Linked DNA regions of Mus musculus: region 1 is linked to region 2. The links are chromatin loops, found by intact Hi-C in ENCODE. Cell type or tissue: gastrocnemius. All regions are shown on one strand. Region 1 overlaps Gabrg3 (gamma-aminobutyric acid (GABA) A receptor, subunit gamma 3). Region 2 overlaps Gabrg3 (gamma-aminobutyric acid (GABA) A receptor, subunit gamma 3).

The links. A loop is a pair of places that touch in the nucleus more often than their neighbours do. Peaks named below come from ENCODE experiments on the same cell type or tissue, not always from the same donor. Only the 100,000 strongest peaks of a DNase experiment are listed, where the experiment ranks them.
Region 1: a loop joins it to region 2, with 5 times the contacts of the local background. A loop is called at or near these places in 2 of 42 quality-filtered maps.

Annotation. Positions count from the first base shown.
Region 1 is chr7:57,274,562-57,282,561 of GRCm38, reverse strand. All of the region lies in intron 3 of Gabrg3 (gamma-aminobutyric acid (GABA) A receptor, subunit gamma 3), which reads left to right. It overlaps Gm39017 (a long non-coding RNA gene), which reads left to right. Exons shown (of 2, transcript XR_882092.2): 1 at 1-3,965; 2 at 5,365-6,241. Among named protein-coding and RNA genes, the nearest start is that of Gm39017, 24 kb to the left of the region's middle. In gastrocnemius, no CTCF peak of the experiment used is centred here; a DNase peak (open chromatin) is centred at 4,928.
Region 2 is chr7:57,330,983-57,338,982 of GRCm38, reverse strand. The region is part of intron 2 of Gabrg3 (gamma-aminobutyric acid (GABA) A receptor, subunit gamma 3); the gene reads left to right. Among named protein-coding and RNA genes, the nearest start is that of Gm39017, 33 kb to the right of the region's middle. In gastrocnemius, no CTCF peak of the experiment used is centred here; no DNase peak of the experiment used is centred here.

The DNA of each region.
Region 1 (8,000 bases), 56 kb after region 2:
CTGTGTCTGTCTTCTCTCATGATAGTCATTGTTCTCAAAGGAAGCACACCACCCCTGTTTCCTTGGTAGCTGAATGATAGCTCTGCCTTGCCTTAATTGGTAGCATGTGGTGAACTGAACAAGGCAGCAAAACCAGCTTCCAAAGCCACCAGCATCCTCTTGTTGCCCAGTCCAGTATAGCCTTTAGTCTCAGATTGACTGCCCTGTCTCAGCTGGTAAACCCAGTAGGTCCCTAGCTCTGTACCGTACCCTGGACATATGCATGAGTGAACAAATAAATGAGTGGTTAAAACTTGGTGAAGAGATGGAGGCATATATTCAGTCCTATTTAATTCTTTTTTAAATCATATGTTTATTTAAGCATATACCATCACCAGTATATACCACCTTCCCCTCAAGTACCATGATACTTCTATGGATGCCAGAGGACAACCTGAAGGAGTCAATTCTCTCCATCTATCATGTAGGTACTAGGGATCAAGCACAGTCATCAACTTTATGGCAAGGGCTCTACCTCCTGAGCCACCTCACTAGCCTGGTTCTTCTGTTCTTAATTCTGCTCTACATTCTTAATGCTATTGGATGTGGATTCTGGATGGAGCATTTAGGTAAAGCAGAGTGGGTGTAATGGTTTGTACATGCTTGACCCAGGAAGTGACATTATTAGAAGGCGTGGTCCTGTTGGAGTAGGTGTTGTCTTGTTGGAGTACGTGTGCCACTGTGGGTGTGGGTTTTAAGACCCTTATCCTAGTTGTCTGGAAGTCAGTATTTTACTAGCAGCCTTCAGATGAAGATGTAGAACTCCCAGCTCCCCCTGCACCATGCCTGCCTAAATGCTGCCATGCTCCTGCCTTGATGATTATAGATTGAATGTCTGATCCTGCAAGCCAGCCCCAATTAAATATTATCCTTATAAGAGTTGTCCTGGTCATGATGTCTGATCACAGCTGTAAAACCCTAACTAAGACAGTGGGGCTTGCAATATTCGGAAACTTTGCCCAACATGGAACTTTATCTCTGAAAACCTGAAATGATAGGAAGTTGTTAAATTATCCTGGCATGAACTAAGGGTGTGGTTAGTGGGCAATGTTTAATAAGTATGTCCTAAAGCTCTAAGGTCAACTCTTTAGGTTTCCTTAAAAAAACATTTTCAGGTCTTTGTTTATTCTCTGGTGTCATCCCATGAGTTTCAGCTAACTTTGTCTTGTTTTGAAGAGATATAAGCTTTTTGTTTCTAAAGGAAGAAAAGTAAAGAAAACTGTACCAAGCAGAATTTATCGGCCCACTAAGGGAGATTCTGGCCATCTTTGGGGTACCCATGACACTGTTAGCCAGAATGGTTCTGATAGACTATTACACTTAGCCAAGCAGTAGGAAAGTAACCTCAGCGTTTCTTTTGTCCTGCCTTCCACTGCAGTCCTCTGTGGGGAATTTAACTCAACAGCTACAACATTGTGTGAATGCCAATTCCCATGGTGGTGGTGTTGGGGGAACAGTCAATTTAAGAATGCCAGCTTAGATTCATTCTGCAAGGGGTAAACATTCTTTGAGCGAGGCAATGTGGTTGCTTCCTACTCCCAGGAAATGGCGGATATTGATCCCTCATACCTCAACAGTAACGTTCAATGAAAGTCAGAATAAATGAGCTGAAGTGCCGTTGCCTTGTTTGGTAGGATTAAAAACTGGGCTTCTGGGAAACATCTCTGAATTATTTATATTCATTTTTCCCCTAATTCATTCTAGAGCTAGCTGTTCTTAAGAGAGCAGTTATATTTGTATAAACCTTGCTTACTGCTAACTGCGTGACTATGGAATCAAAGCATCATCTCAGCTATTCTCTCCTTTTCTGACTATTCACCAGCCAGGATGACCTTCTGTCTCTGGCTTTTGGAGGCTGAATCATTCTCGAGTGATGCTGCTAACTGATCTGGAAGAACAGCTGGCCCATATACAATCAATCAAGCATCTACTGATGTTTGGAGCTATTAGGACCACTTATGATTTGGTGCTAATGCATGTTTATGACACAACTTAAATGTTCCTAAAAATAAGGAAAAGATTGACTTGTCAAAACAGATGCCTTGAAAATGACCCTTCTGGGCCCCTGAAGACATTTCCAGAAATGACTCAGGGGTCTGTCACAGGGGATGGCCTTTATGTCTCGGGATGGGTGTTTCTGTGCTGGAGGAGCTGCCACTGCTGCCATAGCGGGGCAAATGAGATGAAGAATGGGCGCCACGTGAATCGGGACTCACACACACAGCCACTTTTTCTGCAGCCCTGTCTGCTCTGCCTTGTGAAAAGGCAGTGCTCTCACCTGTGTGACTTTCCTTGTTTTTCTTGATTATATCCTTTGAAATTCTTCAAGTTGTAAAAATGTAAAATGTGTATCTTTTAAAATTTTTGTAGGATTGGGGGTGTAACTAGGTAACAGGGCAATTCCATAGCATGCCTGCAACCTTAGGTTCTCTCCTCTATACCGCAAGTGGAAATCTTGGGCATGGCTACATTCATGTTACGTGGACAAGTGTACAGGCATCATGTCATAGATTATTGAGACAAACAGAATCTCAAAGAAGCAACAGATGCAAACAATTTCAACTCAGTCTGACTGTGAGAAAGTAAAGACTTATTTGATGAGTATCCTTCCAGACTACAAAAAGTAGTGTTCACGTGATGCATGTATCAACTGACAGATGAATAAATGTCATCTAGAGTTTTCTTTGTATGAATACATCAGCATGCATCACCACCCCAGCCAAATCCCCCACTGCAACTCTGCCTTTCTGGTCCAGGGAGAGTGTTGCTGTCTGAATCCAGGACATGTGAGGTTTGTTAAAGATGTATTTTTCCTGGATGCAAGGTGGACCAGTGTCACCCAGATCAGACGAACTTAGAGGAGGAAGACTGGATATCCAGAGTTGTTGGAGAAGAGTCGGCTCCCAAGTGAGGACAATCCATCCTTTGCTAATACTATGGTGTGCCTCTGGCTACATGGTTTGTAAAGAACAGAGGTTCATTCACTTCATGGTTCTGGAGACTGGGGAATCTAAGGGCATGATACTAGCATACAGACAGGGCCTTCTTAAAGGGCATGAGAGAGACTATCACATGAGGACACAGGGCTTGGAATTGTCTTCTCATGAGGACACTAATGCCATCATGGAGGCTCTGCCTTCATGACACTTCTTACCCTAACCATGTCCCCTAACATGTCACCTCCAAATGCCATCAGTATATAGATTGGGGGTAGAGGGGGGTATGTTTTCAGCTCATGAATTTTTAAGGAACACATTTAAACCAAAGCAGAGAAGTATCTAGTTTCCACTAATGTCACCTTCTCTGTAAAATGAAATATTTTGTGATGTCCTAAGTGAAGTCTCAACCTTTTAATGGGCTCTCAGTGTTGTAGAAAGACAAGGAAAGCTCATCCAAGTCTGTGTTTCTTAATGGTCCAAGTGCAGGTGGCATCGCACAGGGACTGTTCCGGAGTGTAGGCATTATGACCTGTCAAGTTAGATTTTTATCACCCCCAGTGATTGTGGCCACATGGGACATATAAGTACTCTTTTCTCTTGTATTCAGTCACACAGCATTGTGCAATATGAGTTAAACCATTTTATTTTCAGGGAACATGTGCAGAAGACATTAGTAAGCGAAATTAGCTTTTGAGCAAACCAGCTAGAAGATAAAATTGATCTGAAGGAAAATTCAAAGAGCAAATAAGTATACAGACCATCAGGAACATGTGATAAATATGCCAAACTGGGGTGAGGTCGCCAAGAGTCATTGGTGGTACTCATCCTGCCAGACTTAAAATGCCCAACAGCACCCAGACACCCAGCAGAGCTGGCTAGAAGTCACAGTCACAGGTGGGTGATGTCCTTTTACGAGTTCACTCAGTGAGATTATCACCGGACTCCAATGGCTCACTAAGACCACAAAGGCATGGCAGCTGCTTACAGGTAACCATTTTGTGTTTCTCAACCTCATTGAGCCTAAGATCTGAAATTAAGTTGTAGTGCTATTTTTAAAAACTAGGAAATCCACATTCTTAAAGAAGAGAAATAATTTCTTTCAAATATAAAATGTTTCCATAAGGTGGGTATATGAAGATACAAAGTTTATGCTGCAGACAAATACAAAGACAAGATATATCTCTGGTGGGGCTTGGGGAGCCACTACACAAATGTCCAAGAGATAACTGAGGCATGAGGTTAACTTTAAGGCAGCCTGTGAACTAGGAGATGCTTACCTCCCCAAACAGGCTTTGCCTCTCCGTTTATAAAGCAGCGTGAAAGACAGACCCCATCAGTGGATATTGTAGCGCTAAGGTTAACATGTAGAGAGAAGCAGAGTATGCATTTTATACATATAGGTGTGCACATGCACATGTCAAGAGACATTTATTATGAACATAATTTTTTTCAGAACAAGATTAGAGCAAAAGGGTCATAAGTTTTTGTCTCCTTTTGATGTGGAAAAGTGCATGCCCACGCCTATGAATATATATCCATTTCTGTGGAAATGATGCCCACATACATATATGTTTAATAGCATATGTGTGTGTACTTGTGCATTTTGTTTCTTGGCTTTATTTGACGGTAATGTTGTGCCATGAGCTACTTCTGCTTGCCCTTCTCTACCAAGCAGGTCAAGCCAACAGAGGCCAATTCACAAGGTTACAGTGATTCTGTGGAGGATATAGGGTTCCCTCACCATTCCTGGTAGCAGCGAGTATCTTGAATGTGGCCTTGAGTGTCATGAGTCCCAGAGAAACCTAGGGAACCCTTCCTTTCATTAGTAGTCAGACAGACAAACAGATCTTGTGGCAAATTCAGTACTACAGTGGCCTTTCCCATCAGGTCTCAGTTCAGGCAAAACCGGAGTGCAGCTGCCAGGGTAGCCCGCACTCCCCTGGGAGCATTTCAAAAGGTGAGGTATTTTTCTGGGCAGGAGGAAGCAAGAATCTCCTGGCACAGGCATAAATTATGCTAAGCTGGACTTAGCACGTTTCATTCTGGGATCCTTTCCCAACACAATCTGGCTCATCAAGATGAAGGATTCCCTACTTCTGCTAGTCTTCCTTTTAAAAAAATTTAATACTATAATTACAATATTCCTCTGTTCCCTTTCCTCCCTTCAAACCTTACCAAGTACCCTTCCTTGTTCTCTTCCAAATTCAGGATCTCTTTTTTTTCATTAATTGTTATTGTGTGCACATAAGCATTTATATTCCTATCTATAACCTACTTAGTCTGTATAAAGTTATTTTTATAAACATTTTCAGGACTGAGCATTTGGTAATGGATAATCACTTGGTGTGCTCTTTTCATGGGTTAAGACTATTTCTCCTGGTTCCAGGATTCCTTAGTTATCTGCATCGAAGTCTTGGGGAACATTGAAGAATTGTTGGATAGGAAGATTAGAAGAGCTGGAAGATCAGGCTGTGTGCCATGAGATTGAATCTTTCAGTAATATCATGAACTGCACCCATAAAGCGTCACCACTACAACTGGCCAAATAAGAGCCAAACCAGAATTACATCACTGGACTTGCCAAAGTGGAAAGGGAAAAGCCCAAAAGGACTAAGCCCTATACCAAGTACTACTGTCTTTATATCCAAGTGCAAGAACACTGTTCTGTGGGGGAAACAAGGGTTTCTGGGTTTCCCCAAGTGGTGGGTCAGGTTTTTTAGTCCCTTTCTTGAATGAGTAAGGGAGTAGTTATTTAACATTGCCTGGCTTTCCTCCTTGAACTTAGAACTCCCATGGTCTTTTAAGAATTGAATTGCTTCCAATGTCCTTTCTCTAATTGTCAGGGAATTAGAATTAGACACATGGCACGTTTCTCTCCATGGTGACCACAGAGTTCTTAAAACACCCCTGAACACTGCTGTTCTGCATCTGGAAGCACTTCTATCTATCAAAGACAGGGTGGCAGGTGGCACCTTAGCACAATAGCACTCTCTTGTCAGTCCAGGCAAGGAGGAAAGTGGGTAGGCTGTTGAGGTTTGGGGAGACAGTGCTTGTCACCCCATGCATGCCACTCCCAGTAAACCTGTTTTCAAAATGTGACTTTGCATGAATGACATTTCTTCTTCTGTATCTTTGGACATGGAATTATGTTTGCCATTCAGAAGTCTTGGGAGTATTTTGTCAGTTTCATGATATTTTTTTAGTTTAGGCCTAATGGTGTTCAATAATAAAACACATCCTGATGGGATCTACAGTGTGCATAACTGCATGTGGCTCTGTGTGATTTACTACCTAATGCTATCAAAGTTGATGTTAGCTCTGCATTTAAAGTGACATGATTCACCTGAAGCATTTAGATTTCCCTTTTTTGTTTGTTTTCTTTTCTTTTTATTTATTCGCTTTACATCCTGATCAAAGTCCCCTTGCTCCTCCTAGCCCCATCCTCAAATACCCCTAACCCTATAACTCCTTCCCCTTCTCTGAGAAGGGGAAGCCTCCCATGGGTGCCAACCCACTTTGGCACAGCCAGTCACTGTAGAACTAAGCATATCTTCTCCCACTGAAGCTGAACAAGGCAGCCCAGCTAGGGAATGGGATCGAAAGCTAAGCAACAGAGTCAGAGACAGCCCTCATTCCAATTGTTAGGAGAGCCAATGAAGACCAAGCTTCACGTCTGCCACAGATGTTTAGGGAGCCTAGGTCTAGCCCCTGAATGCTGCTTGGTTGTTGGTTCAGTCTCTATGAGCCCTCAAGGGGCCTGGTTAGTTGACTCTGAAGGTCTTTTTGTGGTGTCCTTGACTCCTCTGGCTCCTTCAATCCTTCTTTGAACTCTTCCACAAGTCTTCCGAGCTCTGCCTAATGTTGGGCTGTAAGTCTCTGCATCTGTTTCCATCAGCTGCTGAATGAAGCCTCTCAAAAGACAGTTATGCTAGGCTTCTGTCTGCAAGTATAGCAGAGTATCATTAACATCATCAGGTGTTGGCTTTCTCCCATGGGGTAGGTCTCAAGTTGAGCTGGCCATGCCCTCACTCTGTGCTGCATCTTTATCCCTGGATATCTTGTAGGCAGGACTTTTTGGGGTTGAATGATTTATGAGTAGGTTGGTGTCTCCATCCACTGGAAGTCCCCCCTGGCTACAGGAGGTGGGCAATACAGTCTCTATATCCTCAGCAGCTAGGAGCCTCAGCTAGGGTCACCCCCATGAACTCTTGGTAGGCTCCCCCATCCCATGTCTCCAGCTCATCACAGAGATCTCCCCCACTGATTTCTCTATTTGTGTTCTCTCTTCCAGCTTTCTCCCACTCTTCCACTCCCACCACCTTACTCTCCCCACACCTGATTGGCACCCCTTTTCCCGCACAGTTCCCTCCCTCCATTTACCTCTAATGTCTGAGGTAAATTTTTATATCCCCTTCTGAATGAGAGTCAAGCATCCTCCCTTGGGCCTCCGTTACTTACCTTCTTTGGGATTGTGGATTGTAGCATGGTTATCCTGTACTTTCTTAAGCAGTGCATGATCGTATACAAACAATCCAAATGCTCTTCCTGTTTGTCCTTTAGCAGGGTACAACTGTAGAAGCATCTGCGGAGGCACAGATGAATCAATTAAACTGATAGGATGCATTTACATAATAATTAAGAATCTTGGGAAGAAATCAGAAAAGTAAATGTCTCAGTGATAGGTGCCCCCATTTATCCCTAGATTAAAGAAAGACCACTACTTAATTACCTAACCTGTGTTCATATGTATCCCATTTTAGCCCCCTACCACTGGCTACGTCTGCTCCTCTCTGTTTTGGCATTCTGCAGCACGAGAGGCCTGGCTTAGTGGCTCTGTGTCTCCTCCTCTGACTAATGTGGAAGAGTCTGATCATTCATTCACAGTACACTCTGTGTTTCAAAATCTGTGCTCCTTTGTATCCTAGGCAACCATGAGAGCAGATATTTCAGAATGACTGGGTCTCCCCTATGTTTATGTCACTACCCCTAATTCCTTGTTTTGACTCTCTGAGACCAAAATCA
Region 2 (8,000 bases):
GGGTCTTATCATTTTTTTCAGCTTCCTCTTCCATAGAGTTCACTAACTGCTGATGGGAGACGTTACATTTAGGACCTAGTGTTCCAAGGAGTCTCACTCTCTGTACAATGTCCAACTGTATTGGTTCCCATTTAATGTAAGAGAGATTTCCTTTAATGATGGCTGAGCAAGGCCTGTGTGTGTGTGTGTGTGTGTGTGTGTGTGTGTGTGTGTGTAACAGAAGAGCCTTAGGAGTCATTTTATGGTTACACTCATTTAGTAAAACGGTAGCATTTCATTTTTTCTCTAGGTCCCTGGCCTTGGTGTCTTTTCTAGTATTCCTTTTTTGTCAACATTGATCAATGATATTGGTCTACCATTTTCTTGACTTTGGTGTCAGGCAACTAGGATTTATTTCATGGGCTAAGTTTGGAATGTTCCCTCCTTTTATCTTTGGAAAAGTTTGAGAAGGATTCATATCACAATGTAAACATCCAGCTCTTCTGTGGTGGAGAATTTTCATGGAGACTTCAATTTTAGTCAAGGTATAGCTCAGATATTTCATTTCTGTGCTTCTGTAATGGTAGATTATATATTTCTTGGGATTAGTCCAGTTCTTCCTGGTTGTCTAATTTGTTTTGGAGTTTCCAGTTCAGTTTTAAGTGAAATTGCACAATGTTGTGAAACCCTTTTCATTTCTATGAAATCAGTTGAATGTATCCTCTTTCATGTATGATCTTAATAACTTCTCTATTCTTATAAAGCAGTCTTACTAAAGCTAACACCTCAAGTAGTATACTTAATAGGTGTGGAGAGAGTGCAAAACCTTGATTTGTTCCTGATTTTCCGGGAAATGCTTTTTTTTTCTACATTTATGTAGATAATGATTGTGGGCTTGCAGGAAATTGCCCTTATTACATTGAGGTATGCTCCTTTTATGTCTAGTCTTTCTAAGACTTCTATCATGAAAACATGTTAGATTTTTATCAAAGGCCTTTTCTGCTTCTAATGAGGTGATCATGTGTTTTTTGTCTTTCAGTCTTTTTGTGTGGTAGAATACTCTTAATTGGTTTATATATGCGGAACCATGCCTGCATCTCTGAGATGATGCCAACTTGATCATGGTGGTTAATCTTTTTGATTCAGTTTACAGTATATGTATAAATGATGTTGCTCTGTAATTTTTCTGTTGTTTGTTTTTGTTTTTGTTTGGTCTTCCTGTAGTTTGTGGATTAGGAAAATAAGAATTTTATTTTAAAAAAAAAGTAGGGGGGGTGCACTGGAGAGATGACTCAGAGGTTAAGAATGCTAGCTGCTCTTCCAGAGGCCCTGAGTTGAATTATCAGCAACCACATGGTGGCTTATAACCATCTGTAATGAGATCTGGTGTCCTCTTCTGGGCTGCAGGCATACATTAGGCAGAATCTTAAAAAACAAACAAACACACACACAAACAAACAAAACAAGGAAATGTTCCTTCCGTTTCTGTTTCATGAATAATTTTAAAGAGTTCTTTGAAGATTTTGTAGAATTGTGTACTTTTGGCCCTGGAATGTTTTGGTTGGGAGACTTTTAATTACTGGTTCTATTTCCTGGGGTGGGGGTTATAAGTGTGTTTAAATTAGAAGAAATTCATCCATTTCCTTTAGGTTTCCAGTTTGATGGAGTACAGATTTTTAAAGTATGTTCTTACAGCTAACTAAATTTCCCCTGTGAAGTTTATAATATCCGACTTCTGATCTCAATTTTATATGTTTAGATATTTTCTCTTCGTCTTTTAGTTTATGCTGCTAAGGTTTCCTCAATCTTTTTTTTTTTTTTTCAGAGAACCAGCTATTCATTTAACTGATGGTATTTGTTTTGATTTTTGTGCCTATTTAATTGATTTCAGTGCTAAATTTATTTCTTTTTGTTATTTTTTCTAATTGTTCTAGAGTTTAAAATAATATATTAAAGTTATATGATATTAAGTTGCTAGCATGAGATTTCTGCAGTGTTTTTATGTAGGCACTTAGTGTTGAGATCTTGCCTCTTGTTTCTTGCCTTCATTGTTTCACTGGTCTGGCTATATTATGTTTGAACTTCAATTCAATTCTAAAAGTTTTTAAATTTCTTTCTTGACTTTTTTCTTTTGACCCATCTTTTCATTCAGAAGTGAGTTGTTCACTTTCCATGAGTTTGTAAGCTTTCTGTTTTTGGTTTTTGTTTGTTTGTTTGTTTGTTTGTTTCTGTTTTGAGATATCCAGCTTTAATCTGTGGTGATCTGATCATTTTGCTTATATCTGTTAAGGCTTGCTTTCTGTCCAAGTATCTAGTCAAATTTGGATAAAGTTCCATGAGCTGCTGTGGGAAAAATATTTTTGTGTGTTTGTGTGAAATGTCTTGTAGATGTCTTCTAGGTCCATTCGATTTATGACATTATTTAACTCGCACTTTTCTGTTTGGTTCTGTCTGGATGACATGTATATGGATGAGAGGGTAGTATTCATGTCACTATCACTGTGTGAAATTAAATTTGTGATTTTAGTTGTAGTCCTGTTTCTTTTATGAACTTTGGTGCCTTGGTCCTTGGTCCATAAATGTGCAGAATTGCAATACCCTCTGGGTGGATTTTTCCTTTAGTGACTATGCAGTATTTTTTCCTATCTATTTTGATTAGTTTTGCTTTGAAGTCTGTTTTGCTTTGTTTTTTTTGTTTTTTGTTTTTTCCCGGAGATACTAAAATTACTACACTGGCTTCTTTTTTGTTTTTGTGTTTTGTTTTGTCTTGTTTTGTTTTTGGTTACATTTGCTTAGAATGGCCCTTTTCTATTCTTTTACCTTGAAAGATGTCTGTTCTTCATAGGAAGTAAGTTTATTGTATGTAGCAGAAAGATGGATCCCTCTTTGTAATCCAGTTTGTTTGTCTGTGTTTTTTATTGAAGAATTGAACCATCTATATTGTGAGTTGTCGAAAGCAGTGCTTTTTGATTCCTGTTTTGTTGTTAAGGTGTGGGATGTTTCCCCAATTTTGATTTATTGTTCTTGGATAATTTATTTCTTGTGTCTTCTTGGATGTGGTTAACCTCTTCAAACTGAAGGTTTCCCTCTAGTGCTCTCTGTAGAGCTGGATTGGTTGGTAGATAGAAATTTAAAAAAAAAGTTTTTGTCATGGAATATTCTCTGCCAATTGTGAGTAATAGTTTTGCTGGGTTTAATACTCTGGGCTGGCATCTGTGGTCTCTTAGAGTTTGAAGAACATCCATTCCCCCCAGGCTCTTCTGGCTTTCAGAGTCTTCATTGAGAAGTCAGGTATCATACTAATGGGTCTGCCTTTATACATGACCTGGGCAGCTTTTAATATCCTTTCTTTGGTTTGTACGTGATTATTATGTAGGTGTCATGGAGAAGTTTTTTCTCATCTTGTTTATTTACTGTTCTGTATAACTCTATACTTTGGCATTTCTTCCTTTAAGTTTCCAAATTTTCTTCTAAGATTTTGTTGTATTTTCTGTGCCTTTGACCTGAACTCATTCTTTTACCGCTGTACCTATTATTTGTATATTTAGTCATTTCATAGTATCCTACATACCCTTGGTATATCAGCCTTTTTTTTTAACACACTTAACACTTTATTTGACTGAGCTAACAATTTCTTCTACTTTGCCTTCAACACCTAAGATTTTCTCTTCCTCAAGTTTTCATTTACAATTTTATTTCTGTTTGAGTGCTCCTTGGTGATTCTCTTTCTGTGTATAACTCTACTTTCACATTAAAATTGTTTTATTTCATTATACTGTTTGCATTTTCAGATCTTTGAATTGGGGATTTATTCACATCCTCTTTAAAGTCCTTAAACATGGTCATAATTGCTATTTTGAAGTCCTTGAGTTGTGGTTCAGCAGTATTGCATTCTCATAGCCTCCTGCAAATAGGATTACTGGCTTCTAGAGGAGGCATATTGCCTTGGATGTTCATGTTAAAGTTTTTTGTTGTTCTTCTTGGGGTGTAGGCATCTGGAGCTATGAAGTATATGGCATTGAGGTGTTTCTTTATGTTTGTATAAGGTCCTCTCTGTGTCTCTCTCTGTCTCTCTCTCTCCCTCTCTCCCTCCCTCTCACTCCCCCCTCTCTCTCACACACACACAGGTGTGTGTGTGTGTGTGTGTGTGTGTGTGTGTGTGCATGTGTGTTCTGTTTTGTGATTGCTCTTGCCTTTTCTGGGTCCTAGGCAACTATGATGGCTATGGGAATGCTGCTGCAGGTCTCAGGGTGATAGAAAGGAATTCATAAAAGCTAGCAGAAAAATACTGGGAGAGTCTTGGGGAAGATCTAGGAAGACATGAGTCTATACCAAGAGATAGATTCCCCATGAAATGGAGAAGGACAAAGAATAACTCTGGAGAGACAGGACTGAAAGGGCTAGTGAGACCTTGGGTTCAGATCAAGAGGTGGAGTCCCAAATGGAGGGAGGGAGGGAGGGAGGGAGGGAGGGAGGGAGGGAGGGAGGGAGGGAGGGAGGAGGGACTTCAGTAAGCAGGGTGCTTACAGACTGCTACAGGACTGAGAGTAGGTCTGGAGAGATTGTAAAGGAGGACAGGAAGAATAGGGACAATCATTTTCCTGAGTTCTAGATCAATAAAGCCACTGGGGGTTCGTGGTGGAAAAGTGTTTCTGTAGATCAGTTCCTGACACAAAGGAAAAGAGATGACCTGACACTGGGGGATCCTTGGGAAAGAACTAAGCTGGTTCCCCACCAAGAGGTGAAGTCCCTTCACAATGGAGGAAGGGCTCCTGCAGTCAGGCTGAAGGACAGAGAATAAGCCTGGGGAGGCAGGGATGAAGGGTAAGGAGACCCCCACGCTAAGAGGTAGAGTTTCAGGGAATCTGGACTCTTGCTCTCTATTTCCCTTTACCATGAGTTTTACTCCTCATTCCTCTCTGTTAACTTCATGTGTCTGAACGATCTAATATTCTATACATATGGTTTTTATCCTTGTTGTGTCTTTGTCCTGTTGCAACACCCACTTCCTCATTCTGGGATGACCTTATTTCAATTTTGTGACAGTTGTTGTCTGTCCAGAGTTTAGCATTACTATTCTGATTGTGTCTCTGTTTTATGAAATAGCCTTTAATTATTTAACTTTTAGCCTGTGTTTTTCATGTATCATAAGTGTGTCCCATGGAAAAAGCATATATCAGAATCTTGGACTTTATACAGTCAATCTTAATCTTTTAATTATCATGTAGTATGTCCTATTTGTAGCAATTATTTATTCTAGGAGGGATACACAGATGCTACCACATAGGATGTCAGAGAACAACCTAGAGGTGTCAGTTCTCTTCTTTTATCATGTGGGTTCTTGTAGTTCAAGGACTTGTCTCAAGTCCTCAGACAAGATGGTGAGCACCTTTACCCTTCAGCTGGCCAAACCGATATCAACTTAACATCACTTGTATAAAACAGATATACTTGTTGACTGTGTTCTCAGAGGCCATTTGACCTCTTACCCTATTTCTTGTAATTTTAAATTCAGACAAGACCGAAGTCAGTCTCTGTTTGCAAAAGCCAGGTGGTGCAAAGTCTTCATCTTTCTCTTTCATCAGGGAGAAGTTTGGAGTTGCAATTTCTTTTGAATATGCCAACCTGACTGGGGATCCAGCAAACAATACTGTGAATGTCCCCAGCAGGATTTACATGCCTGGGTCTGTATTTCAAAGGTGCCAGAGAGCCCTGTCATCATTTCTGGTGTTGCCACAGAGGCAATTGTTCATGTGTGGTCACTGAGCTGCCATCTTTGGGTTTGGAGAGTTCAGGTCATCCTGTCCTACCTCTTGCTCATGTCACCTTGTTTCTGCTTTAACAACCATGGTGAGAATTGCTAACTACTAAGGGCTGAAACTTACAGAGGAGAAGTGGGGAAAGAGCGTCGAAGATATGGGCACAGGGGTAAAAATTCCTGAATTGAACACCAATGGCTGGTGCTGTAAGATCAAGAATCAACAAATGGGACCTCATAAAATTGCAAAGCTTCTGCAAGGCAAAAGACACCGTCAATAAGACAAAACAGCAACCAACAAATTGGGAAAAGATCTTTACTAATCCTAAATCTGATAGGGGGATAATGTCCAATATATATATAGAACTCAAGAAGTTGGACTCCAGAAAACGAAATAACCCTATTAAAAATGGGGTACAGAGCTAAACAAAGAATTCTCAACTGAGGAATACCGAATAGTTGAGAAGCACCTAAAAAAATATTCAACATCCTTAATCATCAGGAAATGCAAATCAAAACAACCCTGAGATTCTACCTCACACTAGTCAAAATAGCTAAGATCAAATACTCAGATGACAGCAGATGCTGGCAAGGATGTGGAGAAAGGGGAACTCCTCCATTGCTAGTGGGACTGCAAGCTGGTACAACCAGTCTGGAAATCAGTTTGGCGGTTCCTCAGAAAACTGGACATAGTTCTACCGTAAGATCCAGCAATACCACTCCTGGGCATATACCCAGAAGATGCTCCAACATGTAATATCACATGCTCCACTATGTTCATAGCAGCCTTATTTATAATAGCCAGAAGCTGGAAAGAACCCAGATGTCTCTCAACAGAGGAATGGATAAAGAAAATGTGGTACATTTACACAATGGATGGATCTGGAGGATATCATCCTGAGTGAGGTAACCCAATCACAAAAGAACACACATGATATGCACTCACTGATAAGTAGATATTAGCCTAGAAGCTCAGAATCCTTCTTAGATTGGGGATCAAAATACCCATGGAAGGAGTTACAGAGACAAGGTGTCGAGCAGAGACTGAAGGAATGATTACCCAGAGACTGCCGAACTTATTCAGGAATTCCCCCCCCCCCTGTTTACCATCCCATAAACAGTCATCAAACCCAGGCACTATGGTAGATGCCAACAAGGAGCCTGATATAGCTGTCTCCTGAGGGCCTCTGCCAGTGCCTGGCAAATACAGAGGTGGATGCTCATAATCATTCATTGGATGGAGCACAGGGTCCCCAATGAAGGAGCTAGAGAAAGTACCCATGGAGCTGAAGGAGTCTGAAGCCCCATAGGAGGAACATCAATATGAACTAACCAGTACCCCCAGAGATCCTTGGAACTAAACCACCAATCAAAGAAAACACATGGTGGAAGTTATGGTTCTAACAGTATATGTAGCAGAGGATGGCCTAGCTGGTCATCAATGGAAGGAGAGGCCCTAGATCTTGTGAAGGTTCTATGCCCAATATAGGGAGAATTTCAGGACAGGGAATGGGAGTGGGTGGGTTGGGGAGCCGGGGGAGGGGGGAGGAGATAGGGGATTTTCAGAGGGGAAACTAGTTAAGGGGATAACATTTGAAATGTAAATAAAGAAAATATCTAATAAAATAAAAGAAATAGAATTACACACTGAACACCCTAAGGGGGTGGCGAGAAAGTATATGTAGGCCATGACTGAAAGGTTCAGAGTTGCCACCCACAGTTCCGGGAGTAAGTTAGGCTGGATCTGTATACCCTAATAAGCAGAAACAGATGGCTCGACAATCCTCTCACAGAACTGGAATGGGACCAGCAATAATGCTGACTTCACCCACATTGGCCTTCCAGTGATCAGCTGAGTCAGTTTTGCATTGACCCAGAGACTTGGCAACTCTTTCTGATTAGCAAGTTTGCCTATTATGTACTTCTTACTGTAGTTCTTAAACTATTTCCCCAAACCTAGAATTTTCCAAGTTGGGAAAATTCATGCTATCATTTACACATTACCCACAGATCTAATGTAAGCCATAGAAACAGAAATGAATTTTAAGGAGCCTGCAGTGATTACTTGTGGTGATAATTATGATCATGATTATGAAGATGATGGATACTAAAAATAATAATAATATATTCTCACTGAATTCTTTGTTCTGTAAAATACCATTAAGCCTCTCTACCAAAGTAGAGAATTTAGAAATTGGGTTCAGACTTGCTTTCTCCTCTACTCAGGTTGCCACATCTTGGAAAGCTACCCCACACAATCTGT